4 separate regions of the Homo sapiens genome follow, and regions 1, 2 and 4 are each linked to region 3. The links are chromatin contacts, found by Hi-C in ENCODE. All regions are on one chromosome and are shown on one strand. The core of a region is the stretch at or near the end of the contact, and the rest is flanking DNA. Distances in the headings are between cores, read along the strand shown.

Evidence for each region. A loop is a pair of places that touch in the nucleus more often than their neighbours do. Pooled maps may share reads with other maps.
Region 1: a loop to region 3 is called in a map with no recorded cell type, with 19 times the contacts of the local background. The contact joins the enhancer-like site here to the promoter of CAPN14 in region 3. A Hi-C loop is called at or near these places in 2 of 37 single-sample maps with no recorded cell type and 1 of 50 pooled maps.
Region 2: a pooled map shows a loop between it and region 3 (29-fold over the local background). The contact joins the enhancer-like site here to the promoter of CAPN14 in region 3. A Hi-C loop is called at or near these places in 2 of 37 single-sample maps with no recorded cell type and 2 of 50 pooled maps.
Region 4: a map with no recorded cell type shows a loop between it and region 3 (9-fold over the local background). The contact joins the enhancer-like site here to the promoter of CAPN14 in region 3. A Hi-C loop is called at or near these places in 2 of 37 single-sample maps with no recorded cell type and 2 of 50 pooled maps.

What each region holds. Positions count from the first base shown.
Region 1 is chr2:29,721,960-29,724,954 of GRCh38, reverse strand. The region is part of intron 1 of ALK (ALK receptor tyrosine kinase); the gene reads left to right. Among named protein-coding and RNA genes, the nearest start is that of ALK, 200 kb to the left of the region's middle. Within about 2 kb of position 1,399, at least 3 of the 41 ENCODE cell types and tissues checked have a DNase peak (open chromatin) inside an H3K27ac peak, as active enhancers do.
Region 2 is chr2:29,746,857-29,749,714 of GRCh38, reverse strand. All of the region lies in intron 1 of ALK (ALK receptor tyrosine kinase), which reads left to right. Among named protein-coding and RNA genes, the nearest start is that of ALK, 170 kb to the left of the region's middle. Within about 2 kb of position 1,459, at least 3 of the 41 ENCODE cell types and tissues checked have a DNase peak (open chromatin) inside an H3K27ac peak, as active enhancers do.
Region 3 is chr2:31,216,205-31,218,907 of GRCh38, reverse strand. CAPN14 (calpain 14) reads left to right here and starts at 1,393. Exons shown (of 22, transcript NM_001145122.2): 1 at 1,393-1,452.
Region 4 is chr2:33,209,431-33,212,427 of GRCh38, reverse strand. The region is part of intron 7 of LTBP1 (latent transforming growth factor beta binding protein 1); the gene reads right to left. Among named protein-coding and RNA genes, the nearest start is that of MIR4430, 210 kb to the left of the region's middle. Within about 2 kb of position 1,632, at least 7 of the 41 ENCODE cell types and tissues checked have a DNase peak (open chromatin) inside an H3K27ac peak, as active enhancers do.

The DNA of each region.
Region 1 (2,995 bases), core at 150-2,649, 1.5 Mb after region 3:
AACTTTTGACAGTACAAAAGAATATTATGGGAGAGTAATTTTTGCTTCAATATTTGAGCTACTAAGAAAGAGCACAAACTTCTCTGGCAGGATGGGATGGGGCTTAGAGAAAGGTGAGGTGGAGTGGGAGCTGTTTAATTCCATCCAAATTCCGCCCTTGACACTAATAGCTCCCTTCTGAATGAGCCAGCTGGAAGAAAATGTGAAAGCAAACCATAGAGAAACAAATATGTATGAACCAGAGAGGACCTTAGCGAGCAGTGAGTTCAAACCGCTCATTTTCCAGGCCTAGAGAAGGTATGGGGAGGGCTATATGTTTAGGACAAATGGTGCATCTGCAAACTCTCTCCTTTCTCTGAAATCACATCTCTGTTTTTCAGACTAAATTAACAACATCGCCCATCACCGCTAACTCTAGGAGTCATGTAAATTTACTGAGGTTTCTTTTGCTGAACAGGTGCAGGCTCAGCCTAGTGAATACCCAAACCATTTCCCCTGGGCTGCCAGTCCCAAAAACAGGCCTGCCCTGTACTCTCTGAGAGCTGTGCCTGATTTGACATCCAGACCACTATTTATTTGGCCACATTAAGCTTTGCTTTGTGTGACACAAAATCATTGTAAACGAATGCATTATTAAGTGTGTTTTCAAATAACAGGGAAAAAACAAGCAGACTGTCACTGATTGTTTTATTGTTGGAAGGAAAAGAAATAAGTAAAACGTGTACAGGCAAGGTAGGAACTGTTCCAAAGAGCATTTAGAATAGGAGCATTTGTTACATTTTATTGATGTAGGTTTGTAAAACATGCTTGCCAGTGAGCCTGGGGCATTCATGTAAATAACCATCACACATGCATAGCTCTTCATTACTTATACTGACACAAGTATGATATATTTATTATATTATGTTCATTGGCTTAGGAATAAATAGACATGCAGTGAGACATGTAAAAATAAAGATTGGAAATACACAGTGCCAATCGGCTGCAATTTGGGTAGTTGTGATCATGTACATTTGGCAAAGTTAATGATTAACTAGTGAATAATAGCGAAGCAGCTCTCTGGGAGCACTTTTGATTTCTGGACGTTGTAATTATTGACACAAGATGATCTAAATATAGAAAAGAGACCAAGACTCCCACTCATTTTGGATTCTAAAACAGAGATAGGAGCATACAATTTTAAGAATGATATGACTGATACTGAAAGACTGTGTCATGCACACATTATCTCATGTGGCCCTTACAAAACCCTGAGAATTTTTAGAATATGCCCTATTCTTATTCTCGTCATCGTTTTCAGAAAATTGAGGTTTGGCAGAGTGTGTGCTTAGCCTGAAGTTAACAGCTAATAAGTGCCAGAGATAACACCTTCCTCCAGGGCGCTGATTTCATTTATTTGACAAATATTTATTGAGTGCCTGCTGTGTGCCAGGCATGGAGACATAGCAGTGACTAGTGCAGGAGGTACACAATGAATAAACCAATATACAGAACACATATATGTGTAAGAAATAGGGCAAAGGGATGGGAGTGGCTTACAATGAGTTGTCTCTCAGCAGGATGACCAGGGAAATTCTTTCTGGGAAGTTGACCTATGGACAGGGACCTGGACAGAGAGAGGGAGTGGCCATGTACCTCTGAGTAGGAGGAGCTTCCTCGGCTGAGAGAACTGCCAGTGCAAAGGCCCTGGGGTGGGAATGTGCTTGGTGAGTTCGGGGAAGAGCAAGGAGACCTGTGGGACTGAGCTCCAGCAATGAGGGAAAATGGTTGCAAATGAGGTTAGAGACAGAATCAGGAGCCAGATCCTGTGGGGCCTTTAGGGGCTAGGCTATGGCAAGAAATTTGAAAGCTATTTCAGGGGCTGCAGTGTCAATCTAACTGCCACATAGAGAACAGACTGAAGGGGGGCCCTCTTTGAGCTCATAGCAATAATGGAGAGATGCGAGATGGGAAAAGATGAGAAGGGGTAAAATTCAGGTAGAGCCATCAAGATTTGCTGATGAATTGATGTGGGGTGTGAATAAAAGGAAGAAGTTAAGGATTCCTCATTGGTTTTTGGCCCAAGCAACCAGGCGAGTATTGGTAACACTTTCTGAAATGGGGAATACCTGGGGTTTAGGGGAAGGGAGGTTAGGTTTTTGGCTTGCTCATGGTAAGTTTCAGATGCTTATTGGGCAATAAAGTGGAGATTTTGAGCAGGCAGTTGGATGTATATTCTGTGTATTCTGTTGTTCAGGGGAGAGATTGGGCTGAAGACACAAATTTGGTAACAGTAGTATGTGGATGATATTTAGAGCCATGAAACTGGGTAAGATCACTTTGAGAGAGAGTTTAGATGCAGAAAATTCCCAAGTTCTTCAACTTTTAACAACTGTCAAATAATAAAATAAAGATCCCACAGAGTTGTTTTTTATGACAAGCTTACTTACATGTCGGGCAAGGAGAAATTCACTGTATGGTTTTCCAAGTAAGAAAAGTCAGAGTTTTTAAAGTCTTACGAAGAGGGCTACAATGTGGTTCTGGTTATTTGGAGTTGAAAATCGGTTCTTTGAACTAAAGAGAATGAATGAATGCATAGGTTTGTGTGAGCATGGGTAAACAAGTTATCTTCATTGGTCAGCAAAGAGTCTTCAGTTAGGTACAGGAAGGGTCTGGTGTCCCGCACTCACTTGAAATTTATTGATCATCAGCTGGTTAGAACCAGTGGGATAAAATATAATACTCAGCCATGACAGTTCCTAAGCAAGTGCTGCCGGAAAAGGAGACGTTTCCTCCTCTACAGTTTGGAAAATAAGGAAGACCTGGCAAAGAAGAATAAAGAGGATCTTCCCACTGAAGCAGGAGGCAACCAAAGACTATGTGGTGACCAGGATGTGAAAAATCCAAGAAGCAGGGAGTGATTGCAGGGGCAAATGCTGCTGAGTGGTCCAGTGAAACAAAGACCTAGAGTTGTTCAATGTATCTGCAGCCTAGGGTCGTCGGCGACCTTGAGGTG
Region 2 (2,858 bases), core at 210-2,709, 1.5 Mb after region 3:
GCTGGGCTCAGGGGGTTGGAGATGCTGTGGGCTGTGGGGGAGCCATGACCTCCTTTGCTTTGGGGACTGAGAACGATGGGCCCACCGCCCTATGGAGCAGCTTCCCTCCTGCTCAGCAACTGTTAGGCCTTTCCTTGGGTTTGGGCCTGAGGTCTTCCCTGTCTGAGACCCCTGGGTCTAGTTGGTCAGCAGTCCCACATGTCTCTCTGGGGTCCTAAGAATATTTATTTAAAACTATTATCTATTCAGGATTAAGGGGCCTTTCCTTTGGAGTATTTGTTCTCTGAGTGGGTGCTTAGCAACTGAAGTGCTGTTTGTAAAAGACATAGGTTGGTGTCCCCAAGCATTTCATAATGAGTGTGGGTTGAAAAGCTCCTCTGGTGATTTTTAAAAGGTTACCTTTCATCTATATCACAGGTTCTCAGAGCATGACCTCCAAACCACCAATGTTAGCATTTCCTGGAAAACTGGTTAGCAATGTGAATTCTTGGGCTCCACCCCAGACCTACTGAATCAGAAACCCTGGGGACTGAGGGCAGCTCTTTGAGCTTTAATAAGCCCTCCAGGTGACTTTGATGTGCCTTGGAGTTTGACAGTCACTGTCCTAAGTGGTCAGGAGGCGTGGATGTCAGGTATTTCTCTTCTGTAACAGGCCAGAGGACACACCTTCAGTATGATCATTCAAGAGATATGTTAGTATCTCTTACTTTGGGAGGCCAAGGCAGGTGGATCACTTGAGGTCAGGGGTTCAAGACCAGCTGGCCAACATGGCAAAACCCCATCTCTACTAAAAATACAAAAATTAGCCAGGAGTAATGGCTCGCGACTGTAATCCCAACTACTTGGGAGGCTGAGGCACGAGAATCGCTTGAACCCAGGAGGCAGAGGTTGCAGTGAGCCTTGATCGTGCCACTGCATTCCAGCCTGGGTGACAGAGTGAGACTGTGATTCAAAAAAAAAAAGTGATATGTTAGTATCTCTTAAAGTACCATCGACTAAGCGCCTTCTTCTGAATCACTGAGGGATACCTATTAAATATGTATACACTATGGTCCCATTTCAGTTTTTCTGAATCAAAACCTTTGAGGTTGGTGACCTGGGATTGTGTCTGTTCAACATGCTTCCCACGGGCTTCTTTCACCCAGTGAATTTTAGAAATAACCTTCCTATTCAATGTATAGTGTTTGACCAGCGGCATGTTCATCACCTGGGAGCTTGTTAGAGATGCAGAATTTTAGGCTCCACCCCAGACACTTAATCAGAACCTGCATTTCCAATATGATCACCAGGTGATTCATACACACATTAACATTTGAGAAGCATTGCCAAGGGCCATATGCTTAGAGCACTTGCTATGTGTGGGCTGCTGATTCATAGTTTAGTCAACACACCCTTGAGTAGAAAGTGTCATTCTAGGGTAGACCAAGGGCTCTTAAAAAAGTACTAGTGTCCCATGGGTCCTGACTCAGACATCCTGGAGCTTGTCCAGGATGTGATTAACAGGGTAACAGATGTCTTTGCAAAGCACTGGAGAGCTGATCCACACCTAACGAGTGTCACATCAAAGGCACCATGTGGATCTCTTGTTGTGGGTCTTGCAACCCCTTTAAGAAGGGAAGTCCACTTGACCGCCCTTCCAAACTGCTTTTTTGTTTTCCCAGAGGAGACAGGTAGGCAATCTCATCAGCTTAGATGATACCTAGCTCAGAGAAGCAGAGATTTAGGATTCACATGACTCATTCTTTCGTTGCTAGTTAGTTTTATGTAGCTTTCCAGAAAGGTCTGCCCACTGTCCTTTATACCTTAGTGTGAGTTGAGGTTAATTTATCTTTCCTTTGGACCTTGCCACTTTAGAAGGGAAAGCTTGACAATGTGTGCCATGACAGGCTCTAGACTTCCATCAAAGGAACTTTAGGCATCAAAAGCAGATGAAAAGGTATTGGATTTGGTGGTGGGGGAGGGGCTTTCTAGGAACCCACAAGAAATTACTGACTTGTTTCTCTTTTATATTTCTGGGAGGAAAATGATTGGGCCAAATGGTCTCTGGGGCTCTTTCCATTACTGGAAATTCTTTGGAGTATTTATTGAGCATTCACTCTGTGCTAGGTCCTGTGCTGGACATTGAGGGGATAAAAATGTAAACTGATGCTTCTACCTGTCTCCCAGGATGGGGTGGGAAGGGAGACAGAGACATCAGCCCCTCTCTGAGGTCCAAGAGATGCTCTCCTCCTGTCACTCCAAAACCGATGTATCCTGATGGTAACTCAATAGTAAAGGAAACTTCCATTTTTATTGGTGTGAGTAAACTCATTCATTCATTCATTAAACAATTATTTTTTAATGTCTCCTACCTGTAGACAATTGTTTCTGAAATTTGTTTTTAGATTTGAATATGAAAATGATCTTTCTTAAGAGCACCTGTTTCAAAGATAAGTTTGTAAACTTTCAGACTAGTTGGAACATATTGTTGTGAATAAAGCCCTGATTAGAGGAGAAGAAATGGGCTGTTTTCCCTCTAGTTTTCCATAGGACAGTTTGAGAGAGGTCAAGCTGGAGTTTTAATTGAGGAGGGCTTTTCCATCAGTCAGCACTGGCCACTCATGAAATAGAGTGACCTCCCCCACTCAACAAACACACACACTTGGAACTAGTGAAGGAAAGGTCAGATGTCATTGCCAAGGGCTTTGAGAAGGGACCTGGACTTGGTGGCTTCCTACAGTACTTTCCAACCTTGAGATTCTGTGAGGAATAGAGGGCTGTGTGAGATTCATCTCAGGGACTGTGGTTTCTTTTAGCATAACATCCTCATGGCTTATTTCGTCATGTTTCTGCACAAACATTATGAGTAGAATGGCTTG
Region 3 (2,703 bases), core at 144-2,643:
CGAGGAAGGGTGGCTATTTGGCACATGAGGCAGGGGGAAGGCTCCAAAGAGCGTTTAGCTCAGGAAGAAAGCTTTGGATTTGATTTGACAGTGGCAGGGAGACAATTCCTTGACAAAGATGAGGAGAAGTTAGTGGAACCTGACACCCTGGGACTTTAGCCCCATCTCTGCTGTTTACTGGCTGCGGTTATCTTGGGCGAGTTGCCATGCTGTGCCTCCGTTTTCTTTTTGTAGAATGTGGATAATAATAGCACTACCTCACAAAGTTGTGAAGATTCCATGAGATTCTGCATGCAATGTGCTTAGCATTGTGCTTGGCATGTCATAAGTGCTCAAAACGTGTTGGCTATTATTATCAATATTAGTTAATTTATCAGTACTAATAAAATGGGTGGAGTGATAATCACACAAAATGATTGAGTTGGAGAGATTAGAGTCAAGGCAGAGGCCAAGAAGCAGGCGGGGAGGAAGAGGACAGAGGATTTCCACAGGCAAGGGACTCTGATTCCACTGACACATATTGAGCACCTCCTGGGTACTAGGCATGGTTCTGGGTTCTGGGGATCCTAGGTGTGCAAGCGTGGAGGCAGGCAAGCTGGAACCAACTAAGCTGCTATGATGGAAATCTGTGCAAGTGGTGGTGGGAACCTAGGAGAAGGATTTGGGGGTGGGGGTGGGGAGGGAGTGAAGAAGTCTAGAGCAACCACAGGAGGGCTAAGAAATGCTTTAAGGGAAGAACAACCAGATTTGGAGCAACGGGACCCAAGGTGAACTGTGAGGAGACAACCAGTGGGAGGTCAATGTTCTGAGTCCCAGATGGCCAAAATGGGGGATTTGGAAAGTAGGTTGGGAAGGAAGAGGGAGCGATCTCAATAGCACAAATGAATCACAGATTTCCTCCTTAGCAGGAAACATCCCTGAGGGCTGCCTCAGACTCTGACAACCATAAAAGAAAACCCACAGCCACCTCTTGAAAATACTTTCCAGGCTTCTGTCAATGTTAGTTTAAACATAGGGATGTACAGGAATCTCTGTCTTGGTTCTTTGGTGTCCTGGGAGTTGTGGGGAGGTGAGCAAGCAGTATCATGTGCTCCTGCAGTGAAATGCTTTTCTAGGTCACACCTGAAAGTACCCTCCCCAGGGTTGGAAGTGAGAAGATGACTAACTCTCTCTCATTAAGGCATTACTGAAACAGGCTTTCTCTGTATGGTGTTCTAAAGAAATAATTGGATTTGTGTAATCCAGTCGCAAAGCCCTGGGTACTCCACTCCCTTCCAGAGAACACACAGTGGGGAGGAACCAAGGTCCTGGGAGGTGGGGTCGCAAATTCTTGGCTAAACACCATGTGTAGAAAGGACCCATATATAAGAGGTGGTTTCAGGCTGCATGCTTCTGACTGCACCGGGATTAGAGCTTGCCCAGGCGCTTAAAGAAGCAAAATCTCCTGTGCAGGTAAATTTCTTTAGTTCCAAGGGTGGGTCCAAGTTAGCCCAGAGGCCCTATGAGACTCTACAGGGTCTGGGTTTAGAAGGTGAGAGGATGGTATTTGCTTCTCCTGGTTTGAGCTTTGCAGGTGAGTGTATACAGAAAAAACCCTGGAGTCTGGAGATTTCAATTTTGTCCTCAGTTTTGCCATCACTTATTAGTGTGACCTTGAGGAATAGACTTCAGCCCTTTGGCCCCAATCTCCTCATTTAAAAAAAAAGATGGGAGTATCTTTGGGCCTGGGTAATTTCTGAGGTCCCTCCAGCTCTGGTTTCTCTCGAAGTCATTTGGTAGAGTTACTGATGCTGCTAGGTGCTGTCATTTCCCAGAACATAGGCCATCCCAGTTGTCTCCTGAGCCTCCTGATGAGAAGGAATCTGGGGGCAGCCAGCTTATCACTGAGGCCTTATGGGATCCTCAGAGTCAAGGAGGCCGACTGTTCTCTGTTCTGATAAGCAGTGAGGCTGGGCTGACTTCCTGTATGAAATTAGATGTGAAAAACACACTGGGACGGTGACCACACTATAAGAGTGAAATATTGCCTCAAATGATAGCTGTCAGTGTGGTGCTTGGCACGGCCCTTGCCTAGATTAGAAATCTCGAAATTGCCCTTGTCTGAGTGGTCTGCTGGCCTATGGGCACTGGAAATCACTCCTCAAAGCTCTGGAGGACTCCAGAGCGAGGTAGTCGGCTCTCAGTTCAGCTTATAACCCTCTCCTATGGAGGCACAGGGTGACAATGTTTTGGTGGGTGGTACCTAAGTGTTTCAGCCTGGGTACATCTTCCAGGCCTGATAGGGTGAGGGGTGTCTTTGACTTTCTAGGGGGAGAATTCTTGGATGAGTTAGGTACTGGCCATTTCACAGAGTGGGCACCTCATGCTGAAGAGTGAGGGCCCTTTCTAGAGTGTGAGCCTGGTCGTTGGACTGTGACTTCCTCGAGGGCAGAAATTCTGTCTAATCCATCCTGTACCCCTACCATCTAGGGCAATGCCTGGCCCATGGGGAAGCATGCAATAAAGCCTTGTTTAAATGAATTGATTCTCCCACTTTTCAAACTCCCTTGTAAATCTCTCTCCTGACCATCAAAACAAGCAGTAGAAAAGGAATGGAATTGATGTAACTATCAGTGGTATAATTGGTTTGGTGATAGATCGCTCGACCTCAAGGGTAACCACTAAGCTAATTTCTAACATATAGATTGGTTTTGTCACTTTTGA
Region 4 (2,997 bases), core at 383-2,882, 2.0 Mb before region 3:
TCTATAATAGGACTGCGTCTAGGCAGACGGCCTCCTAACCACCTCCTTTTGTCTTATCTCCTCCTCCCTCATTTCCACATCTCTAGAGTTGCTCATGCTGCCTGGGCCTCTAACTACAGCACTTATACAAATAAGGCAAAAGGAAGAAAAACAAACAAAGCTACTCCCAGCCTTGATTCAGCAGTGCACTGGTCATGATTCCTGGAACACTGAGTGCATGAAAATAACTTTTCAACCCTTCCTATGTGCACATCTGTATGAACACTGTGATGCAGAAGGTAAGGCTGTTCAAGAATCATTACAATTATTCCACAAATATCCATGTTACTACATTTACAACACAAAATTATTATAAGCAATAGTGAAAAAAACCTTTAATTTTGAAGCTAGTCATCAAAAATTACAGATTGCAGGGTAATGTATGTATCTAAATCTTGGCCTGACTGGGAACACATATCTTCAGACTTTAATCTCATTTTTGAGGTAATACTGTAGCACTTCCCTGATATTCAAAGTTGGGCTGTGATCATAGACACTTTTACATCTGCCTATCAATGTGAGAGGAAAGATAGTTCAAAACTTATCTGGTAACCAAGGATTACAATTTTTGTCAATTAAAAACTCCCCACTGGAGTTGCTTCAGAGGCTGAATGATGATTTGAAGAGATTGTGATAGATGGTGGAATATGGTTTCATAAGGTTTTATAAGATTTAATTTTCACGTATTAAAATCGCTGGTACCTATAGTGCCTACAACGTACCCTCATTCCAAGAGTGTTTGCTGCACTGTGCAGAGTCCTGGGGAAGGAGGATCCAGCAGTGGTGGTAAGAAAAGAGTGCTGGACTGGAGTCATTAGACTTGGATTGAAATCCCAGAAACTTCTTACTAGCAGTGAGAAGTTCAGCAAATCATCCAACCTCTCTGAGCCAGTAATCCCAACCCCAAAGGATTGTGAGATTAAATGATGCTTGTCCAATCCCAGATACTGGGACTCCATCAACCCCTGTGTGGGGATTAGAAAAGGGCAGCTGTAGGATGTGACCTGCATCAGGACATGGAGTTGGATGAGCAGAGCATGGGCTGGACTCCAGGCCCCAATCATCCTCCTCAACTGGTGCCTGGTGTGGGTAAAACCTATAACCAGCATTAAAGTACTAGCCATTTGATAAACTCTCAGGACACATTTATTAAAAGTCTTCAGATATTTAACTATTAAAAGGGCCACTCCATAAAGATAGCCACATGTCAGGAACCTACTACTTAATCTTACTATTTAAAACACTAAAAAATGATAAACTGAAATACTCTTATTAATTGTCTTCATTACATGTATATAACTCATTTTATTATGCTATGAAGGACTATTATATAATAAAGTATAAAATATTTTAAGTTTCAGTAGAGAACATCTTTTAGAGCCAAAGGAGAGAACCCAAAACGTTAAAGTGATACAGGTTTCAAAAAATACTTGTAGAGACTGCACTGAGGGAAAACATGAAATAAAACAGAAGTCTGATTCATTGTAACTCTTGCAAGAGTAAGTAGGACTGTGTTTAGGCAAGAACTGAAACAAGGAAGTGACTCAATGGCTCTACTGGGGAGAGAGATTCCAAAGAGATGGAACAGCTCTAGCTAAGCATAACACCAACCACCAGCTGGGAGAAAAGCCAGTGGCAACGGAGGAGGGTAAAGACAGGGGAAGGCAGGTCAATACGAAGGAACAAAGAGTGGGTGTGCAGAGTCAGAGAAGATGTGGAGCTAAACCATGGAGGGTTTTCCAAATTTGAGATTAGATGTACAGTTGGATATAAAAATCAACCAGGAAACAGGGGAAAAGAAGCATCATAGTTCCTTTTCTCAAAGCAAAAAAGTTTATATTGCTTCCAATTAAATAATTAGCATCTTTGAAACAATGGTAAGTACAGAAAGACTGATGAGGATGAAGAGGAGGAAAAGGAGAAAGAGATAATGTTTTTATAAAGGTAAAGTGTTCTATATCTAGTACTTCCCCTGAAATGTAAAAAAGAATTACCAGGACAAAGTATATCATTCACAGGGAGGAAAAGGAAGAAACTATACTGGAGATAAACATAATCAGGAATAACAAGAGGACAAAAATTTGAAATTAGATGATTGGAGGCCCATTGACTGTACTTTTTCTCAAACAAACAGCAGAAAGGAGTTAAGTTCAGCACGAATAATATCTTATCTCAACAAATGCTGTCCAGCCACAGCAAAAAGACTTCTGAACACAAAGCAAACTCCCAGATATCTACTTGCCTTGCAGCATTAGCACATTATGAACAGGAAACAGACTTTTCTGCACAACCACATTCCCCTTGAACTCAGTGAAAAGCAATGTAAGGATGACCCACAACTGGGTAAATGGCAAGAGGGCAGCTTTTGAAAATAGAAAAACATTCACATCTTCACTTTACCAATTACCACCTCCATGACTATAGGCAAAACTCTCAACGTCTCTCTGCCTATTTTGTCTTCTATAAAATGGCACTAGAGACATCCGTTTTTCATGGAGCTCTTGAGTGGACTGAGACAACACATGTGAGACGGACTGTATGTGAGACAGCCATATGGCCAAGCCCCACTGGGCTTGTATTAGATCTCTTCCCCCAGGCTCCTCCTTTAAAAACCTGGGCTTATTTAACAAAAGAGCAATTAATCTAGTAGTTATTCGATATACAATATCCCAGATTCAGCCTACAGATAAGAGATGTATAAAATAAACACGTAAGTTAGATATAGAAATAAAAGAAAAAGATATTCTTAAGACCTTGCTAAAAATATTCAGGTTTTCTCAAAAGTGCTCTGGCTAGTAAAGAAATACTCAGTGAATTAATGCTGTGGAGGGCATGTCATTGTATAGATTTCATTTTAACTCTGCTTAAGAAGCACAACATGGTATCATGGAATTCCAATAATTCAACTTGTAAATATTGACGTTCAAGCGGCAGATGATTTCACTTTGGGGACATCAC